Linked DNA regions of Homo sapiens: all the other regions are linked to region 1. Evidence: chromatin loops called from intact Hi-C (ENCODE). Cell type or tissue: A673. All regions are shown on one strand. Region 1 overlaps FPR3 (formyl peptide receptor 3). Region 2 has its middle 15 kb from the start of SIGLEC14. Region 3 overlaps SIGLEC5 (sialic acid binding Ig like lectin 5). Region 4 has its middle 5.9 kb from the start of CEACAM18.

Region 1 (5,000 bases):
TTGGCCTCCTATACCCCCTTTTTGTCTTTTCAACATTCGTTGTAATGTTTGATGTGCCCATTCTATAATGCCTTGTCCTCTAGGATTATAAGGAATTCCTGTTTTATGGGTTATAGCCCAAAGCTGTAGGAAATTTTGAAAAGCATGACTAGTATAAGCAGGTCCATTGTCAATTTTTAATTGTTTAGGTATTCCCATATGAGCAAATGATGACAGACAATGTCGCTGTACATGACCAGCTGTCTCACCTGTTTGGCATGTACCATGCAGCATATGAGAATAAGTGAAACAAATTAAGCAGTTCTGGGTCTAGCGTACTTTTAACTGTAGCAGTTTCTATGCGAATGGCTAAATTTACAACATAAGCTGAACAAGAAGAATCTCCTTGCAGGGTTTGGTAAAGATGTGTAAGTTGATAGGTAGCAATACCTAACATCGGGCGTAGCCAATTAATATCTCCTAATAATTGCTGAAAATCATTTAAAGTCTGTAACCTGTCTTTATGGTTGACAATGTTGATTGTAGCCTGCCACGATCCCTGATGGACTGAACAAAGGGGACGAGCGTGGGAATAAAAGACAAGAGATAAAAGAGTATATTTGGAAGAAGCGGTCAGGGGGCAGCTTGCCTCTAGTGGACAATGGCCCTGAGCTTTACACAGCCCTCCGTATTTATCAGGCAAAAGAGATAGCAGGAAGTGGGGGGGGTGGTTGCTGGCTAGCAGCCTGATTCACAGCAGGCTTGCAAGACTGCATTCTTAAAACAGTAGGCGCTAGATTTCTCAATAGATAACTCTCAATAGATAACTTCAAGGAGCCAGGGAGTGAGGCCCTCCACAAACCTTTTGGTGGCAGCGCAGTGTGAGTTTGCCACATCCTGCATTCATGATAAACAGTTTGCTGTTTGATCATATAGCCTCCAGTGGAATGCTGAGTTGGTCACGTCCCATGGGCCTTCGGGTCCCTGCAGTTGATAGGATCTGAAGCTGTGAGCTGTAAAACCTCACAGCTGACTGCAACTAGCTCTGAGCATTGACCTGAAACCCCAGAGATCCTTATTGTTTGAGTATGTTTTAGTCCATAGATGGCAGCATGACCTTTGGAAGAGCCATCAGTAAAATAAGTCTGTCCACCTGGAATAGGTTTGTGATGAGTAATCACAGGAAGAATGAAAGAATGGATTTTATAAAACTGTAAAATTTTGTCTGAGAGTAGTGGTTATCTATCACGCCCATGAAGTCTGCGAAAGCAGTTTGCCAGGCAGTCGACATTTCCCAAGCTGCAGCTTGTTGCTGAGAGTCTAAAGGAACAATAATTTTGTCAGGATCATATCCTGTAAGCATTTGTGACCTATGCCTGCCCATAGTCACAATTTGTGTAATTAAAGAAAGATAAACTTGCAAGGTTTTGACTGTTTGATTAGATAGAAAGAACCATTCTATTACTGTTACAGACTAGTCTATAAACTGGCCCAAAAGTCCTGTTGGAGAGTAGGGGGTAGGAAGAATAAACAAAAGCAAAGGTTTTTGTGGTTGTAGCCATGAGGCATGTCTCTGCTGTAACATTTGCTCTACAAGCTGTAATTTGGCTTCTGCCTCTTTAGTTAGTTGCTGCAGGGAATTTAAAGAATCTCCGTGCAGGGTTTGGTAAATATGTGTAAGTTGATAGGTAGCAATACCTAACATCGGTCATGGCCAATTAATATCTCCTAATAACTGCTGAAAATCATTTAAAGTCTATAACCTGTCTTTATGGAGAACTACTTTCTGAGTCCATACACTTCTCTCTGTAACAATAGTTCCTAAGTATTGGTATGGGGAAGTTGTTTGTACCTTTTCTAGAGCTATTTTGAGATTCCATTTAGTCAAAGCCTGCTTTGTTTCTCTGAATAACTGATGTAGGTTTTGATCTGTAGGAGCAGCCAAAAGAATATCATCCATATAATGAATGATGTAAGCAGTAGGAAACATATTCCGAGGCTTCTTTAATGCCTGTCCTACAAAATGCTGACATAGCGTAAGACTGTTAAGCATGCCTTGGGGTAAAACTCTCCATTGATAATGAGAAACAGGTTCTCTTTGATTAATAGAAGGCACAGAGAATGCAAATCAAGGCTTATCCTTCTCGTGTAAGGGTGTAGTAAAGAAACAATCCTTAAGATCTATTACTACAAGAGGCCAGTCTCTTGGAATAGCCGCTGGAGATGGTGAAAGTTTTTGTAAGGCACCCATCAGTTTTATGTGTACATGAATAGCTCTTAAATCATGTAGTAGTCGCCATCTTCCGGACTTTTTTGGAAAAACAAACACTGGAGAATTCCAAGCTTATGTGTCCGGCATCCCATTGTTCTTTTACTAGCTGCTGAAGTTGCATCAGGTTCTCCTGAGATAGGGGCCATTGATCCACCCACACGGGTTTGTCACTGAGCCATTCTAATAGTGAGGCAGTGGGCAGAGGAGAAATATCAATGACCCTCGTCAGAAATCCTGACGTCCTAGCCCTTTTCTATCTGTTTTTCCAGTTACTGATATTGGGTTAGGATTTCCTTGAAGAAATTTTCCTAAACATTTTCCCCTCTGATATCTCATGTTCTTCAACATTTTAAATCCTGGGTTATCAAAGTTTTCATTTGTAAGTCTCATATTCCATGTTATAAGTAAGTCTCAACCCCATAAATTGATAGCTATATTTTCAACATAAGACTGAAAAGTACATGACTGTCCATCTGGACCAAGACAAGGTAAAATCTCAGTGCTCTGTTGAACACTTTGAGCTGTTCCTACTCCCACTAGGGATGTAGAAGTTAATTGCAAGGGCCAGGATGGGGGCCAACTGTCTTTAGATATGACTGACACATCAGCTCCCGTATCCATAAGCCCATAAAATTTCTTTCCTTTAATGTGTACTACACAGGTAGGTCTATTAGAGGCTATGGGTTGGGATAGATAGATTTCTCATGTAGTTGTGCTCCCAACCTCTTTATTTTCTCATTTCTCCTTTCATGGAGAAGGGTGTGATTTGCAGGGAATAAGCAATAATTGAGCAGTATATTGTCCCAGCTCAAAACCCAAAGATCTTGTGACATTAAAACTACTTGAATTTCTCCTTCATAATCAGAGTCAACAACTTCTGGGACTACAGTAATGCCCTGTAAGTTAAGGCAGATTTTGCCTAAAATTAGTTTCACATATCCTGCTGATAAAGGTCCCCAAATATCAGTGGGAACTTTGATGGGTTTGTCTGCCCCAACTAACATTACCCATTCTTTGACTGGGAGATCTAATCCTGCACTCCTTGTGTTCCTGGGGTGAGGGAATCAATGTGCCTCTGGGAACCCATGCCTGGAACGGGGTTGAGGTCTGGACTGGGAATGCCCTCATTGTTTGTGGGGCCTGGGTCCAGGCCCCCATCTCATTTCCCAGCAGGGGGGTGCCATTCTGATGAAATTTTGAGCGGCACTGATTAGCCCAGTTATTTCCTCTGTTACGCAAGGACAAAGTCCTGGCATTTTTTCCACTGGGTGGGGCACTGCATTGTAAGGTCCTTTCTGTACTGAGATCTGGCGGCATTCCTTTTTAAAATGTCCAGGTTTTTCACAATTATAACATTTTCCCACTTTAGGGTTTGACCCTTGGCTCCTTTTAGATTTGTCAACTGCTAAATTAGCCACTGCTTGCGCTAATATTGCAAAGTGATGAAGCTCAGTTCCTACATCTTGACAAGCTCTGAGAAAACTTCCCAAGTTTTTTATACACCTCACCAGTGCCAGTGCATGTTTACAATCCGCGTTTGCATCCTCAAAAGCTAGAGTTAAGGTTAGCATTTCTGCAGCCGTGGTATGAGGAATCTGACGCTTCACTGCCTCTTGTGATCTTGTAAGAAATTGCACATAGGGTTCCTGTGACCCTTGCATATGTAAAAAGGATTGTACTGGGACTCCCTCTTCAGGAATTGCGGCCCAGGTGCATTTAACAGCCTGTGCACACTGCTGATAAGCAGCGTCTGGGAGTGCCATTTGACTTTCCAGGTCTGAATAAGGGCCATTACCTAATAGCATATCCTCTGTAATGTCTCCGTGTCCAGCAACATGGTTCTGTTTAGCCTGGTCTGCACACATTTCTTGCCAATTTAAATTCCATGTCAGATATGCACTAGTGGACAAGCAAGTTCGCATCAAGTGTCTCACATCAAAGGGTAAAAAACGCATAGCACCAAACACAGATTCTAGCAATCCTAAGGTCAACCGGCTCTGTATGCCATTATTTACCACTCTCGCTTTTAATTCCTTCAACAACTTACTCTAGTGGGGTGTGTTCATGAATAACCTGCTGTGGATTGTTGGGATCAGGCCTTATGGAAATAGGAAAAGTGCAAGGTCCTAGGGGCTCTCCAGCTATGGCAGCAGAGCATAAAATTCTTTGTATTGGGGTCTCTAGTTCTGCTACCAAAGGAGGCAATACAGATGTTTCTGCAACTGGAGGAGGCTGTATAGGCCAATTTTTATCCTCCCTCTCCTGTTTTTTATTTTCATCTGGAGCTGTGAGTGGGACAACAGATTCTTTCAGATTTTTAGATTCAGCCTGTTGTCCCACAGAATAATAAGGAGATAATGGCAGAAGTACAGTATGAACTAAACTCCAAGTGGAGAAAACAGAAGGATCAATTTTAAGACCTTTTTGATGAGCCCATTTTAATCCTTCTGCTCTGTCCCAATTTTCCACATCAAGGGTGCTGCCTGTGGAAACCATGGGTTATGTGTAATAACCTCCTGCAGCAGCTAAGTTAATGTCTGAGAACTAACCTGAGCACCAGTTTGTTTCAACAGAACTCTAAGCAACTGCACATAATTATTTTTTTCAGTAGACGAATTCTGCCCCATGTTACCGTGATTCAGAAAACTTCCCATTCCCAGTACTTCTTTAAGGAACTGATCCCAGTACCTCTTTAGGCGCTGACCTCATGTGCGCTGCCAGCTGACTCATCCCAGGGTCCCCATTTGCG
Region 2 (5,000 bases), 150 kb before region 1:
CTCAAAAAATAAAAAATTAAATAAAAATTAAAAAAAATTATCAAATGTTCTAACTCATCAGCATGGTGTAGCTTGCCATTATTCAGGATGTTAATTCCTCTCAACAATGTGCTCCAGCTTTCAGTGTAGTGGTCTTGGAACCATTTTGTTAGTTTCACTTTTAAGAATACTGTGATTTGAGGTGCTATTTTAAAAGATACTGTATCTTAAGTTTAATTTTCTGATAGTTGCTACCAGAGATATAGAAGTGATTTCTGTATGTTGACTTTGGATGCAGCTGCTCCGCTAAATTCTCATAGTTATATCCAATTAGAGGATATTTTGGATTTTCTATGTACGTTATCTTGTCATTGAAAACAATTATATTTTGCTTCTTCCTTCCCAATCACTGTGCCTCTTATTCTTCCTGCTTCATTGAACCCGCTAGTAGTTTTATTACAATGTTGCATAAAGTGGTAATAACAGATATCCTTGTTTTTCTTGATCTTAGGGAAAAAGTGTTCAATTTTCACTATTCAGTATAACTGGAAGTCCATGCCACATAAATACAGTAACTTCAGTACCATTCACCAATAAAATTCTAGTTCATAGTTGTATTCAATGTATACATAGTGTTTTAATTTTTTTATTTTAAGAAACAGTCTCGCTCTGTTGCCCAGGCTGTAGTGCAGTGGCACGAGCACAGCTCATTGCAGCTAACTCCTGGACTCAAGCGATCTTCCTGCCTTAGCCTCCCAAAGAGCTGGAATTACAGGTGTGAGCCACCACAGCGCCCAGCCATTTAAAAAATATTTTTAATTCATGGATCACAGTTTAAAATTTGGAGCTCTCTCCCAGTAATCTGAATGCCTAACTTCTCTTGAAATAACTGACTATCTTGCATGCCCACGTAACAGCAATTAGCCCAGGGAAGCAGGAGCTGCCCCTCTTTACTATGCTGCATTCCCCACCAAGGGCTATGGTCTCCCCTGAGCTGAGGCCAAAACAAGTAGACTGACAAAGCTTTGTCAATATCTTGCCCCATTGTTTATCTTTTTGTTGTTGTTGTTGTCATTTGAGACAAGGTCTTGCTCTTGTCTCCCAGGCTGGAGTGTGGTGGCACGATCATAGCTCACTATAGTCTCCAACTCCTGGGCTCAAGTGATCCGTCCGCCTCAGCCTCTTGAGTAGTTGGGACCACTGGTGTGTGCCACCATGCCTGGCTAATTTTTTTATTTTTTGTAGAAGTGGGGTCTCACTGTATTGCCCAGGCAGGTCTCAAACTCCTGGGCTCAAGTGATCCTCCCGCCTCGGTCTCCCAAAGCCCTGGGATTACAGGTAGAAGCCACCATGTCCCACTCCCATTATTTATCTTACCCCAGTCCTACTTATTTTCTATACCTGCTTTTCTCTTGTAGGGACTCGACTGTGTAATTCCTGGGAAAACAGATGCACTGAGCCATTAAATAAAAATTCGTCTAGCTGAAATTGCTTGAACCTGGGAGGCAGAGGTTGCAGTGAGCCGAGATCGCGCCACTGCACTCCAGTCTGGGCCACAGAGCGAGACCCTGTCTCAATATATATATGTGTGTGTGTGTGTGTGTGTGTGTGTGTGTGTGTGTGTGTGTGTATATGTATATGTATATGTATATGTATATGTATATGTATATGTATATGTATATGTATATGTATATGTATATATTCCTCTAGCCAGGCTGGGTGCAGTGGCTCAAGCCTGTAATCCCAGCGCTTTGGGAGGCTGAGGCAGCAGGATCGCTTGAGCCTAGGAGTTCGAGACCAGCCTTGACAATATAGTGAGACCCCCCCCGCCCCCCCACCCCTCTCAAGAAAAAAACAATTCCTCTAGCCAAGGGTTTACTCTCTAACTTCATTTCTCACGGTGGATCCCTCTCAAGCAGAGTCCGGGAGCCAATCCACGTCCAATTGTGCCCCCTGCTGGACAAGGTCCACTTGTTCAGAGGAAACTTGCGGAGAGATGGAGAGCTCCAGTTGAGATGCTCCAGCTCCCTCTGCCAACACAGTTTAATAACAAGTAATAAAGTAGAAAAACAATATAGCATAAAAATAATTGAAAAATTATTTTAATTAATAGTATGAAACAAAAGAGATGGTAGATTAGCAGCTTGCTGCTAATAAGGAAATTAAATTTTCTGGTAAAATTATAATAAGCAATGGTAAGAGAACAGAATAAAAATAAAATGAGAAAATCTAGCAGAAATAATTAAGGAGATGATGACGATGAAAAAATAAAATTGAATTAGAGGCGTGAAATATAATACTTGGCACACAGAAAACAAAAGCCAGTGGTTCAGAGTCCAAGTTCAGGAAAATCGCACAGGATGAAAGGGAAAGAATCAAAGAATGAAGTAATGAAAGGGAAGGTTCTCCGAAGGAGTCAGATTATCAGGAGAATTCTTCATTTAACTTCTTGCTAATAACTAGAAAACTCGGGATAAATTGATGATTTTTCAGGAACATGTAAATTACAAAAAAATATTCTCAAGGAGAGACGTATTAAATCAATTGACAATTTTAATATACACAGACAGGATCATATTAAATTATTTCAAGCTATCAACAGACAATTCTGATATAATGTAAACGAAAGAGAAAAATAAAGAGCTTCACAATTGTTTGTACAGAGCGAGCATCACATAACATGAAAACCTAACAAGGTAATACAGAAAAGGAAAAGTATATAGACAAATCTCCCTATGAATATTGACATGGAAATTCCAAATATTTGGAATTTAGCGATAAAAACCTCCAGTAATTTTTTTTAAAATACCAGCTGAATGTGGAGGCACAGCCTACAGTCCCAGCTACTCGGAAGGCTAAGGTCAGAGGATTGCTTGAGCCCAGGAGTTCAAGGCTGCAGTGAGCTATGCTGGGGCCACTGCACTCCAGCCTGGGTGACACAGCGAGACCACATGTCTTTCTGAGGTCTTGGAGGCTAAAACGCACACACACACAAAAACTCATATCTCTTTAAAAATAAATAAACAAACAAATAAATAAGCCATGTTAAAATGGATATTACCTAAGAATAATGAGATGATTGGATATTAGAAAATCTATTAAAATAAATTGTGTATAGATTAAAAGAGACTATGATATCATTTTGTTAGATGTCGAAAGGGCATGTCATAAAATATAGTAACTTTTCCCCCAAAATTCCCTTATATAAGATTATTTGCTTAATCTAAAATTACATATTTATAATCTTAGATTTACATATATTATATTTAATCTTAGATTTATATATATATTATATTTACCTACCTGTCTACCTAATCTACAAAGCCAAAAGCAGTTAAATGCTTCTATGTAAAACATTATGTTGCCCGCCACCCCAGGACGTAGTCCTACGATCACTACTCTTTGGCATCTTCACTCATTCCCAAAGCAATCTCATCCAGTCCAAAGGTTTTAAATACTATCAAACATTGATAAGTCCCAAATATACATCTTCATTCTAGTCTTCAGTTTGCAGCTTTAGATCCATACATTTAATTGCCTGTTTGGATATGTACTCTGCGTCTCAAATTCATCGTGTCCAAACCTTACTCTGGACACCCACTCCAAGCCTGCTCCTCCTACATTCTTCCTCATCTCAGTAAATGTTAACTCCATTTTCCAGCTGCTCAGACCAAGGATCTTGGAGTCTTTTTTATCACTCTTCCTTCTCTTACACCCTGCATCCAGTCAGAAATCCTCTCAGTTCTACATTCAAAATATACCCAGAGGCTGGGCATAGTGGCTCACGCCTGTAATCCCAGCATTTTGGGGAGCCAAAGTGGGCGGATCACTTGAGGCCAGAAGTTCGAGACCAGCCTAGACAACATGGTGAGACATCATCTCAAAAAAAATTATATACATCTATATCTATAATCCAAATATATATATATATATTCAAAACTACTTCTTCTCTTCCTCCTCCTGCTCGTTCTTCTTCTTCCTCTTCTTCTCCTCCTCCTCATTCTTCTTCTTTTTTTTTTGAGATGGAGTCTCACTCTGTCACCCAAGCTGGAATGCAGTAGCATGATCTTGGCTCACTGCAAACTCCGCCTCTCAGGTTCAGCGATTCTCCTGCTTCAGCCTCCCAAGTAGCTGGGATTACAGGCATGTGCCACCACGCCCAGCTAATTTTGTATTTTTAGTAGAGACAGGGTTTCACCATGTTGGCCAAGCTAGTCTTGAACTCCTGACCTTGTGATCCGCCTGCCTTGAACTCCCAAAGTGCTGGGATTGCAAGCATGAGCCACCGCGCCCGGCCTCATTCTTCTTTTCTCCTCCTCCTCCTCCTTCTTCTTGTCCTTCTTCTTCTCCTCTTTCATCATTTCCATCCTCCTCTTCTTCTTTCCTCACCTCTTCCTTTCTTTTTCCTCCTCACCACTTCTTTTCCTTTTCTGATCAATAGAACCCTGAAGCCAACAGGTGGGGCAGAGCAAGACAGATAGCTGCGCAGAGGTCATCTGGAATGGGGAGCTCCAAGCAGATTGAGGAGGGTATCTACCCAGGGATGTCAGAGGGGAGTGTCAGAACCTGCGGAGGGAGGGCACTTACATGTGTTTGCACACAGGGATGGCCCCTTATGGGTGTCAGAGCTTGAACAGGGTGAGTGGAGTCCTTTGCCAGAGGGCACCCCAGTAGTGGGAAGTGGGACCAAGCAGGATGAGGAGCCAGTCATGCTGGAGAGGAGCAGTGGCTGAGATGAGGGACTAGTTACACTCAGGAGACTGACTGAACAAATGAGTAAATATATCATGATTAATGGGAAACGAGTTTCTCATTCTCAGAGAAGGGATTTACACATATGGGAAGGCAGAAAACTACAAAGACCCATGTAGTACTGGATTGCAACTAGAGGTAAAGGAGTGAATTCATAGATTTCAATCTGTTTCATGAATGAAATAACACGTGAATGCAAATGAGAGACCAATTCCAACAAAGTCAGGATCAAGACAATGGCACCCAACTATCACAATGATTATTTAACA
Region 3 (5,000 bases), 200 kb before region 1:
TTTCTCACTCCAGGATCCCCAGATGGACCCAGATCCAGTTCGTGGCTATTGGTTCTGGAAGGGGGCCATCCTCACCTGGATCCTCCAGTACCAAACATAACAGAGTCTAAAATGTGAAAGAAGAAGGCAATGGCAAATCTACCTTCTCTGAGGCCTCCAAACTCGCAACTGGCCCTCAAGGATGAGAGGTGCTCAGATATGGGACACGGGAACACCTAAGCTCTCTGTAAGTAGAGTAGTACTCTACCTTTCACATTTAGAGGTTATGTTTTCTATTTGTGACAATATCTCACTAAAAGTCTTCTCCTCATGAGGGAAAAATGTCATGCTCCCCTCCTTCTTGGCATCTCTGTTGCTCAGTGAAGGTCCCCAAGGAGGTGGAATCAGCCTACGGTTCTTGGTGTCTCTTCTGCAGCTTTTGACCTGGTCTATTTGTGGAAATAGGAGGATCATGGAAATGGAAATGTTGACCTCTTCCACAAACCAAAAGACATAGGCTCTTCTAGAGTAAACACAAAAATTTCAAGATGAGAGATCAAAGCATGAGAATACAGAGGCAGTTTGTCCTGTACCACATCTTCAAATCTCAGACCTGCAGCTTCTATCCTGCATATTTCTCCAAGCTGTACCCCAAAATGATGACGAAGGACCTTCTGTGAAGTCACATTTCCTGCAATCCTCTTGTCCCTGCACCTGCACAGCAGGGGCAACAGCAGCATCTTGGGTTTGGAGGGGGGTGAGTCTGGGACTCCTGACATCGCCTGATGAGTCTCTTCTACCTGGAGATCAAGGCAGCTACAGAAAGAGCACAGCTAGAGACTTTTCCTGGATTGAGCTGCTCCAAGTTCCTCTCTCTGTTAGGAGTCCTCTTCCCTCAAACAACTACCAGGGAAGTGAAAGCTGACCTCCTTTTACCCCAGGCCTACTGATAACCTGTTCAGTGCCCCCTGCCATCTCATTCCTCACTCAGATGTTGCCTCCTCCAGGCATCCATTCCTACCTCTCCTCAGAAAATGAATGGGGCATGCCCCACCTCTTCTCTGTTCACTTGGAACTCGGAGATCTCTCTCAGAGCAGAAGAGTGTAGGAGCCCTGAAACTGAATCTTCTGCCCCTCCACCCATCACACAAGAAGTCACGAGAAGGTGGAACTGAAACTCACCTGCAAGGGGGGCCCTTCATGGTCAGAGACGGTGACTCAGAACTGAGGCCCTGGCTCCAGCTTCACACTCGACTGTGATGTTTGTGGTTTTTCTGGTGTCAATTTGAGTTCAGAAAGTCACTGAATTTTTGTATGTCTCCTCGCTTATTCTCAGGTTTCTGATAAGCCCTTCACTCACACCTTCAGTGTGAGTTTTGACTTCTTGACAGTTCCTCCAGCCCTATGGGCCTCCCATCTTCACAGTATTTATCAGATCTCTCCCTCCTTAACGCACATCCATTTTACCCTGACATTGCCTTGCCTGTTCTGCCCTTCATGACAACTCTCTCCATCCTGTGGTCCACTGAGGCCCCAGGATCCTTTTCCTAGTCTAAACACTTACTATTCATGTAGAATGAAGGAAAACTTAGAATTTATTTCTGTGACCCCTCAGCTCCAAATATAACTTCACAACCAGCCTTCTAATAGATCCTTCATTCCTTCATTTGAGCTGATTCAGGATTTGGCACAGAGTCAGGTATGGAAAAGGATCACATATCATGTTCTGTTTTTCAGAACACCATGACAGGACAAATAAGGGATTCAAAGCAAGAGCAAATTATCAACTCACTGGAAAAGGAAGGGAGGAAGAGATGGAGCCTACCACATAGAAGGTTTCCTGGAAGGAGTGAGGGCAGAGTCAGCCCAGAGAGGCAAGGATCCCAGTGGCCTGTGAGAAATGCACCATCTCTCTGAAGTTAAGTCTTCTCTTCCCTAAAATGAGGGGGACTTCAGAAGAAGACTGAGGAGGAGTTTGAATGTCCTCTGACCAGCACCTCTGTCCTGCAGCACAGAATGTAACCAACTCTGCTTTCCAACCTTCTTACCTCTGCATTTGAGACAGGACAGAGTTCTGCTCCCAGGGGGCGCTCCACCCGCCATGCCCGATTTGGGGAACAACTAGCCCAGGGTTGGCGCTGTCCATGGTTCTGCACCACAACTGTGCTCTGAGTTCAGGAAACTCCCAACTCTGCCATGGACACGAATTTACAAGCACACGGTTCTGAGCTGTAGGCCAGCGGGGCACCTAAGTCAGAGAGGCTTCGAAAAGGCTGGGTCCCTTTTGGGAAGGAGAGGCCAGGGAAAGAGACTTATCGCTGTGCTTTTCCTCTCACTCCTCTTGTTGAGCTAAGGATCATTCTTTTGAATTGTAGTACCGGCCTGGCTAAGGGACAGGGAAGAACAAGGTATTTTTCTGAAGTTCCAGATTATGCTGATGTTGCTGGCTCTTGGACCACGCTTTAAGTAGCAAGTCCGTGCCTGGATCTCCTCTCGGATAAGGGTTTAGGAAAGAGATGGACATTCACTGAAGCTCCCCAAGTTCCAGACTCAGGGCTGTGCTTTTCTATATATGCCTCATTTAATCTTCATAACCAACCTAAGAGAGGTTTGGTTAATAATTCTCATTTGACAGAGTGGGAAACAGAGACTGGATGTATACGCGATTTCATGGGGTCTCACATTATTGGTGCATATATATATGTGTGTGTGTGTGTGTGTGTGTGTGTGTGTATATTTTTTTTCTTTTTTTTTTTTTTTGAGACAAAGTCTCACTCTGTCACCCATGCTGGACTGCAGTGTCATGATCTCAGCTCACTGCAGTCTCAACCTCCAGGGCACAAGTGATCCTCCCATCTCAGCCTCCTGAGTAGCTGGGACCACAGGCACCTGCCACCATGCCCAACTCATTTTTGTTTATTTTTTGTAGAGATGGGTTCTTACTATGTTGCCCAGGCTCTTCTTGAACTCCTGGGCTCAAGCGATCATCCCATCTCAGCCTTCCAAGTAGCTAGGACCACAGGTGTGTGCTTCCATGCCCACTAACTTTTTTTTCTTTTTGTAGAGACAGGGTCTCACTACATTGCCAGACTCGTTCCAAACACCTGGGCTCAAGTGATCCTCCTGCCTCACTCTCCCAAAGTGCTGGGATTACAGGCATGAGCCACTGAGCCTGGTGATATTTTCCACTGTGATGTTGTCAAATCTATCAAGATTTTTGGTAAGAAGGATGAGTTTTTATTAACTTTTTGTCATAATCTCCTTAAAGAAAATTATTTTTTCTTCAAAAAATTTAAGAAAAGATGACTATCAGAAGATCAGACATTTCCTAGCTTGCAATATTTTTCCATGTTTGTGTTATCAGAAATATACTTACCATTCACATTGTGTGATCATCTGTTATGCTGAGAAATAGAACATGCGGGCACCCCAGGAATCTTAGAACCCCTCTTTGTTTCCCACCCTCCCTGACCTTCTTATGAGTACCACCTTGCTGATATTTGGGATTATCCTTTTCCCTGCCTTTGCCCATAAGCATAATACCTGTGTATATATTTTTAAGCAAGAATAATTGCTTTAAACATTCACACAAATGGAACAATGTGGTAATGTGTATTTTGTATGGCCAAATAGGACTGCACTAGCTTTCCTTTTATTAATGTCGGCATAATATACTTTCACTTTTGGCCTTCTCTATCCTTGTACTTTACGTGTATATGTTGTAAAGATCATATACTTGGAATCCATCCAAGTGGACTCTGTTTTAAACTGAAGCATTTATCCAATTATATTTAACATAAATATCCCATGTTATATTTTGTTTTCTGTATGTGTCACCAATTCTACATTACTTTATTTCTCCGTTTTGTTTGTTTGTTTTGTTTACTAAGTAATTTTGTTGTTGTTTGGCTTTTTGTTTGTTTTTTGAGACAAGGTCTCACTCTATCACTCGGCTTACTGCAGTCTCCACCTTCCGGGCTCAGGTGATCCTCCTGTCTCGGCCTCCCAAGTAGCTGGGACTACAGGCATATGCTACCATGCCTGGCTAAATTTTTTGTACTTTTTTGTAGAGGTGTGTTTTGCCATGTTGCCTAGGCTATTCTTGAACTCCTGGGCTCAAGTGATTCTCCACCCCTCGGCCTCTCGAAGTGCTAGGATTACAGGTGTGAGCCACTGCGCCTGGCTGGTTTACTAAGTTTTTAATAGTATACCTTTAGTGATCACTAGGTTGAAAGTTATATATTATGATTCTGTTCTTTTAGCCGTCATGAGAAAAATTTACAGCATGCCTTATTAACCTATCAAAGTCTTTAGTAAATGAAAACCTCTCTCTCCTCCTGGATAATATATGGATATTGGGACATGTAAAATACACTTACCTTGGTACTTAACTATTGTGATTGTCAGGAATTCTAAACTATCTTTTGTTTTTATTAAAGCTCCCCCATTTACTTGCTCTGAAAGATCATTATTGCTTTCTCATTTTTGAGTTGACTTTACTGAGTATAGATTGCAAATTGATGTTAGAAATAGTATTTGCCTTCTTCTACTCTCCAGGTTGCTACTGATAATTCAGTTGTCAATTAAATGACTTTTCTTTTGAAGGTGATCCTTTTTCTCTGGTAGCTGTTCAGATTTTTTTCCTTGTCTTCAGTTTTGATTCAGCCTTACCTTGACACAAACCCAATGTAGGGATGGTCTCTTTTGACATTTGCAACCTTTCGCTGGGCCACAGACTTAACCTTCATTTCCAGAGCCACATGCAAGACCAAAGAACCAAAGCTTCCTTTTTCAATATGAGCAAATGCCCCTGGGAATTTTGGCTTAGTGATTCTGCTTACTTCTCTGGGTTCAGCCTTTCCCCAGAATTTTGGCCTAAGTTTCCATTTTCTTTTCAGGCATTCTATACTATTTAAGGGAAGGATTCTTTTTCTACTCATTTTTTCCCCAAAAGATTTTATTATTTTCAACACAAGGCTTGATCAAAATTATCTAACCTGTCATAACCAAAACAGTAGTCA
Region 4 (5,000 bases), 340 kb before region 1:
AGCCTCCTGAGTAGCTCCTGAGTAGCTGGGATTACAGGTGTCTGCCACCACACCCAGCTAATTTTTGTATTTTTTTTTAAGTAGAAATGGGGTTTCACCATGTTGGTCAGGCTCGTCTCGAACTCCTGACCTCATGATCCACCTGCCTCGGCCTACCAAAGTGCTGGGACCACAGGCATGAGCCACCACGCCCGGCCAATACTAGGTATTTTAAAAAAACTTGAGTACTGAATTTTTTTCCCTGACAACTGGTATGCTGATTTACAAAATTTGAATGACATCTTCAGAATAAGAACCATGCAGGATCTTCTTGTAAACCAAAAGGAAGGACACATATTCTATGGACTGCAGTGCAGAAGAAACTTCTTTTCCATGGATGTTGCCATTCTGTGTAGTGTGGACAGAAGTGATTTATTTGAGGTCCTCTTCATAGAGATTAGCATTTCCTTTCATGTAAAAATATGCTGCTCACAGTTAAATGAGGCTCATAAGACATAATATTTTCAGACAACATGAGTATACAGACAAAATTAAAATTTTAGGTTCCATTTTTCATGTTTATGGCTATTTGTATTTTTCTTTTCTTTTTTCTTTACTTTTTTTTTTTTTTTTTTTTTTGAGATGAAGTTTTGCTCTTGTTGCCCAGGCTGGAGTGCAATGGCACGATCTCGGCTCACCACAACCTCTGCATCCCAGGTTCAAGCAATTCTCCTGCCTCAGCCTCCTGAGTAGCTGGGATTACAAGCATGCGCCACCATGCCTGGCTAATTTTGTATTTTTAGTAGAGACAGGGTTTCTCCATGTTGGTCAGGCTGGTCTCGAACTCCCGACCTCAGGTGATCCGCCCACCTCGTCCTCCCAAAGTGCTAGGACTACAGGTGTGAGCCACCGCGTCCGGTCTCTATTTTTCTTTCATGAGTTGCTTGTTTGGGCATTGACATGCATTTATAATTGTCTTGTTGGAATTTAGTTTTTCTGGTGTTTCCTAATCCTCTTCCTCCCTCTTGTCTATGAAGAGTCTCAGACAATGTGGTCATGCTGTTCTCTTATCTGAGGATTTGGAAATTTGCCTCGCTAAATCATATGACACATATCTGACTATACCCGGGTGTGACCTTCCTGACAGTCACACAGTTAAATGTCCTGGCCAATACCTTTAAGTTTCAAAATAAATAAATAAATAAAAATCAAAATAAAAAACTTAATGGATAAAAAGCAATTTTAGGTTCAGCTACGTGATTTTCCATCTCACTCTGTATCGTATGCATCCAACGAACTCTTGAAATCTAGGACATAATACTATTTGGCACCATATATTAGTAAAATATTTATTACAGTATTATCTAGATAAATGCTCATTTGTCCTTATTAACATGGAGAGCTATTTGTATCTTCACTTACTATATAAATAATTGAGGTTTTAATAAGTAATATAATACCTTGTTGTAAGTTATTTTAAAGTTAAGAATATGGCTTGGATTCCTTGGATTCATTCACTCGGTGTAATGCATTTGAGACTCAGCTATGTGATTGGGTATATATATGAATAATTTGTTTTTGTTTTTAAATTGCTGACTCATACTTCATTGTTTTCCACAGATCCCCCATTTTGTATATATTCACTGTTTGACAGATACTCAGAATGTTTCCAGGTTTTGGTGAATATAATATAAAGCTAGTACAAATATTCCCATGCAGATTTCTGTGTGTGGACACTAGTTTTTTTTTCTCTTGCATAAATACCTAGGAGTTGGGTGCTTAGTCACATGTGTAAGTTATAAGAAATCGCAGCTGGGTGCGGTGGCTCACGCCTGTAATCCCAGAACTTTGGGAGGCTGAGGCGGGTGGATCATTTGAGGTCAGGAGTTCAAGACCAGCCTGGCCAACATGGCGAGACCCCATCTCTACTAAAAATACAAAAATTAGCTAGGTGTGGTGGGTGCCTGCTATCCCAGCTACTCAGGAGACTGAGGCAGGTGAATCGCTTGAAACTGGGAGACGGAGGCTGCAGTGAGCCGAGATCGTGCCACTGCACTTCAGCCTGGGCGACACAGTGAGACTCTGTCTAAAAAAAGAAAAAGAAAAAGAAATTGTCAAAGTGTTCTCCAAAGTGTGAGTGCCACTTCATATCCCCACCAGCAAAACATGTGAGTTCTGGTTGCTCTACATTCTCATTAATATTTGGTATTATCAGGAATGTGTAAAATTTATTTTTCTTTTGGTTTGGTTTTGTAGCCATTCTAATAGGTATGTACTGCCACCTCATTCTAGTTCTAATCCACGATTTCATAAGAGCAAATGGCGTTGGGAATGTTTCCATTCATGTGATTATTTGCCATGAGTTTTTCTTCTTTGATGAGGAGGCTGATCAAATCTTTAGTGCTTTTTAAAATCCGTCTTAAAATACACATAACAAAAATTACCATTTTAATCATTTTTCAGTGCACAGGTAAGTGGCATTAAGTACTTTCACACTCTTATGCAATTATCAACCATTGATCTCCAGAAATGTCTTCATCTTGCCAAATTGAAACTCTGTACCCACTGAAAGATAACTCCCTATTCCGTCCTGCTCCCAGCCCACGGCAGCCAACTTTCTACTTTCTGTCTATGAATTTGCCTATTCTAGATACCTCCTATAAGTGGAATCATACAGTATTGGTAACTTTTGTGACTGGCTAATTTCATGTGGCATAGTGTCTCCAAGCTTCATCTAAGTTGCAACACGTGTCAGAATCTCCTTCTTTTTAAGGTATTTCATTGTATGTATATAATATAGAGGCTTTTGACCAGTGTAGCTCATCCTGAATTATCGAGTTGATCCTTAAATCCAATCAGAAGTGTCTTGCTGGGAGAGGAACAGATGGAGATTTGATGTACACAGAAGGCGGCGGTGTCTGGGCAAACCCATCACCTCAAATGCATCTCACCACCAGGGGGAGCCATAGAGTTGTGCGATGCATCCACCCTAATCTTTGTACAACCTCCTGTGGATAGGAGTAAGAAGTGGATAGAGAGGGTGAGAGGCAGGAGCCTCCAGTCAGCTTCCAAAGATGGGAGTGAGATGGAAAATAACAAGAATGACATTAACAATAACAATAACATTACAAATAACATTAAGTTATAACAGCTACCTCTTGTGGCAAAAACCAGAGTAGGGGGCTGTGAGAAACCCACCTTATGTACAGCGCCTCAGAGATCCCAACTTAACATTTTTTGTGATCTCCAAGATAGATAGACAGGAAGGAGTGGCTGTTCATTAGCATTCGCTCTGGCTGTGCCAGGCAGAACTTTGCCCTGGGAGGGACTATGACGTTCTGCTCTCTTAATAAAAAGGTACAAAGCTGGGCTCCAGAAATAGACTGAGGGGCCTCTTGGGTCTGCTCCCCAGGCTGCTTCCTGTCCATAGGTGAGCAGTGGATGCTGCCACTCCTGACTGGAGAGACAGGGTTTCAGAAGAAATTCTCCAAGTTATGGGGGATCCCGGATGGGATGGGTCAGGTCTAGCTCTGGGGTCTGCTTAAGGGAATGAGAGTGAGTCTTTGAAGCTCAAGGCACCCTCCAAACCTGCACTCCTCTCCTAACAGCAGGGTCCTCATGAGGGTGTCGTTGCATGAGACAGTAAGGGTCATGCCATGGGCTCTGAATGAAACCAGTTCTGCCATCTTCATCCTGATTGTTCAGACTAGGCATCACTGACCATGCACAGTCTAGATGGAGGGAGGTACATGTTTCTTCAGGGACATGGCACAATGCTGTGTCTAAAAGGAATGCTTCATGTTGGTGCAGCCAAATGGAGCTGATCGGACGCTCTCTGTGGCTGTGGTTGCTGGTCTCCTCTCAGTATCCACTCTCTCTTTTTCCTTAGTAATAAGGACCTCAGACATGAGAACCCAGCTAAGAAGGATTCTACGTTCTACACTTTCTTCTGTAGTTTTTTCTGAACAGCCCTATGAAGAGGAAACATTTTACATCCCTATTAAAAACAATTTCTTTTTCTTTTTAATTTTTGTGGGTACATAGTAGTTGTAGACCCTAAGATTCTTTTAAATTTATTTAAATTTTTTATTTCTTAACCTTTATTTTAGGTTCGGGGTACACGTGCAGATTTGTTATATAGGTAAACTTGTGTCATGGAAGTTTTTTGTACAGATTATTTCATTACCCAGGTACTATGCCTAGTACCCAATAGCTATTTTTTCTGCTCCTCTCCCTCCTCTTACTGTCCACCCTCAAGGAGGCCCCAGTGTCTGATGTTCCCCTCTATGTGTCCAAGTGTTCTCCTCTTTTAACTGCCACTTATAAGTGAGAACATGCGGCATTGGTTTTCTGTTTCTGTGTTAATTTTCTAAGGTAATGTCCCCATTTTACAGGTGTAGAAAGCAAAGCTTAGCGGAGATAGGAAACTTAACTGAGATCACGTGGCAGGTAAGTGGCAGCATTAGGTTCAAACCAGACAGTGTGACCAGGAATCCCCCCTCTTAACCATGGTCTTTCCTCAAACAGCCTGTACAGCCTTTGACCCAGCAGTCCTCAGTAATTTGGGGGCAGTGCACAAGACCATCCTCACTTCTAACTCCAGCTTCACACTCAGGGGTCCCCTGATCACCTTCAGTTTCGACAGTTCACAAGTAGGACTCACAGAACTCACTGAAAGCTCTTATTCTCATGTTATGTCTCATTACAGCAAAAGGATACAGATTAAAGTCAGCCAAGGGGAGAAGAGCATGGGGCAGGGTCCAGTGAATTCCAAATGTGTAGTTTCCAGTTGTCCCCTCCCAGTACAATCACAGACAGCAGTAATTCCTCCTTACATGACGTGTGACAACATGCATAGAGTGTCACCAACCAGGGACACTCACCTAAGCCTTGATGCCCAGGGTTTTTATTGTGGCTTTGCCATGTAGATATGGATGGCTGTTCACATGGCTGATCTTAGCTTCAGCTGCTCTAGAGATAGAGCTGACAACAGTGACCCAAAGTCCCTACCATTAGTCATA

Evidence for each region. Hi-C counts contacts between places; a loop is a spot of excess contacts. Peaks named below come from ENCODE experiments on the same cell type or tissue, not always from the same donor. Only the 100,000 strongest peaks of a DNase experiment are listed, where the experiment ranks them.
Region 2: it touches region 1 in a loop (3-fold over the local background); 2 of 110 quality-filtered maps call a loop at or near these places.
Region 3: a loop joins it to region 1, with 2.7 times the contacts of the local background. A loop is called at or near these places in 2 of 110 quality-filtered maps.
Region 4: it touches region 1 in a loop (2.3-fold over the local background); 2 of 110 quality-filtered maps call a loop at or near these places.

Annotation. Positions count from the first base shown.
Region 1 is chr19:51,806,518-51,811,517 of GRCh38, forward strand. The region is part of intron 1 of FPR3 (formyl peptide receptor 3); the gene reads left to right. It also overlaps a transcript of ZNF577 not described here. Among named protein-coding and RNA genes, the nearest start is that of FPR3, 14 kb to the left of the region's middle. In A673, CTCF peaks have their summits at 2,282 and 3,940; DNase peaks (open chromatin) are centred at 804, 2,274 and 3,914; H3K27ac peaks cover 385 bases.
Region 2 is chr19:51,659,242-51,664,241 of GRCh38, forward strand. No RefSeq gene overlaps it. Among named protein-coding and RNA genes, the nearest start is that of SIGLEC14, 15 kb to the left of the region's middle. In A673, a CTCF peak has its summit at 1,962 (motif pointing left); a DNase peak (open chromatin) is centred at 1,930; H3K27me3 peaks cover 2,005 bases.
Region 3 is chr19:51,606,042-51,611,041 of GRCh38, forward strand. It overlaps SIGLEC5 (sialic acid binding Ig like lectin 5), which reads right to left. Exons shown (of 9, transcript NM_003830.4): 9 at 4,919-5,000. Among named protein-coding and RNA genes, the nearest start is that of LINC01530, 14 kb to the left of the region's middle. RefSeq lists an enhancer at 1,013-1,372. In A673, a CTCF peak has its summit at 2,071; a DNase peak (open chromatin) is centred at 2,100; H3K27me3 peaks cover 51 bases.
Region 4 is chr19:51,470,181-51,475,180 of GRCh38, forward strand. No RefSeq gene overlaps it. Among named protein-coding and RNA genes, the nearest start is that of CEACAM18, 5.9 kb to the right of the region's middle. In A673, a CTCF peak has its summit at 2,932 (motif pointing right); a DNase peak (open chromatin) is centred at 2,941; H3K27me3 peaks cover 2,664 bases.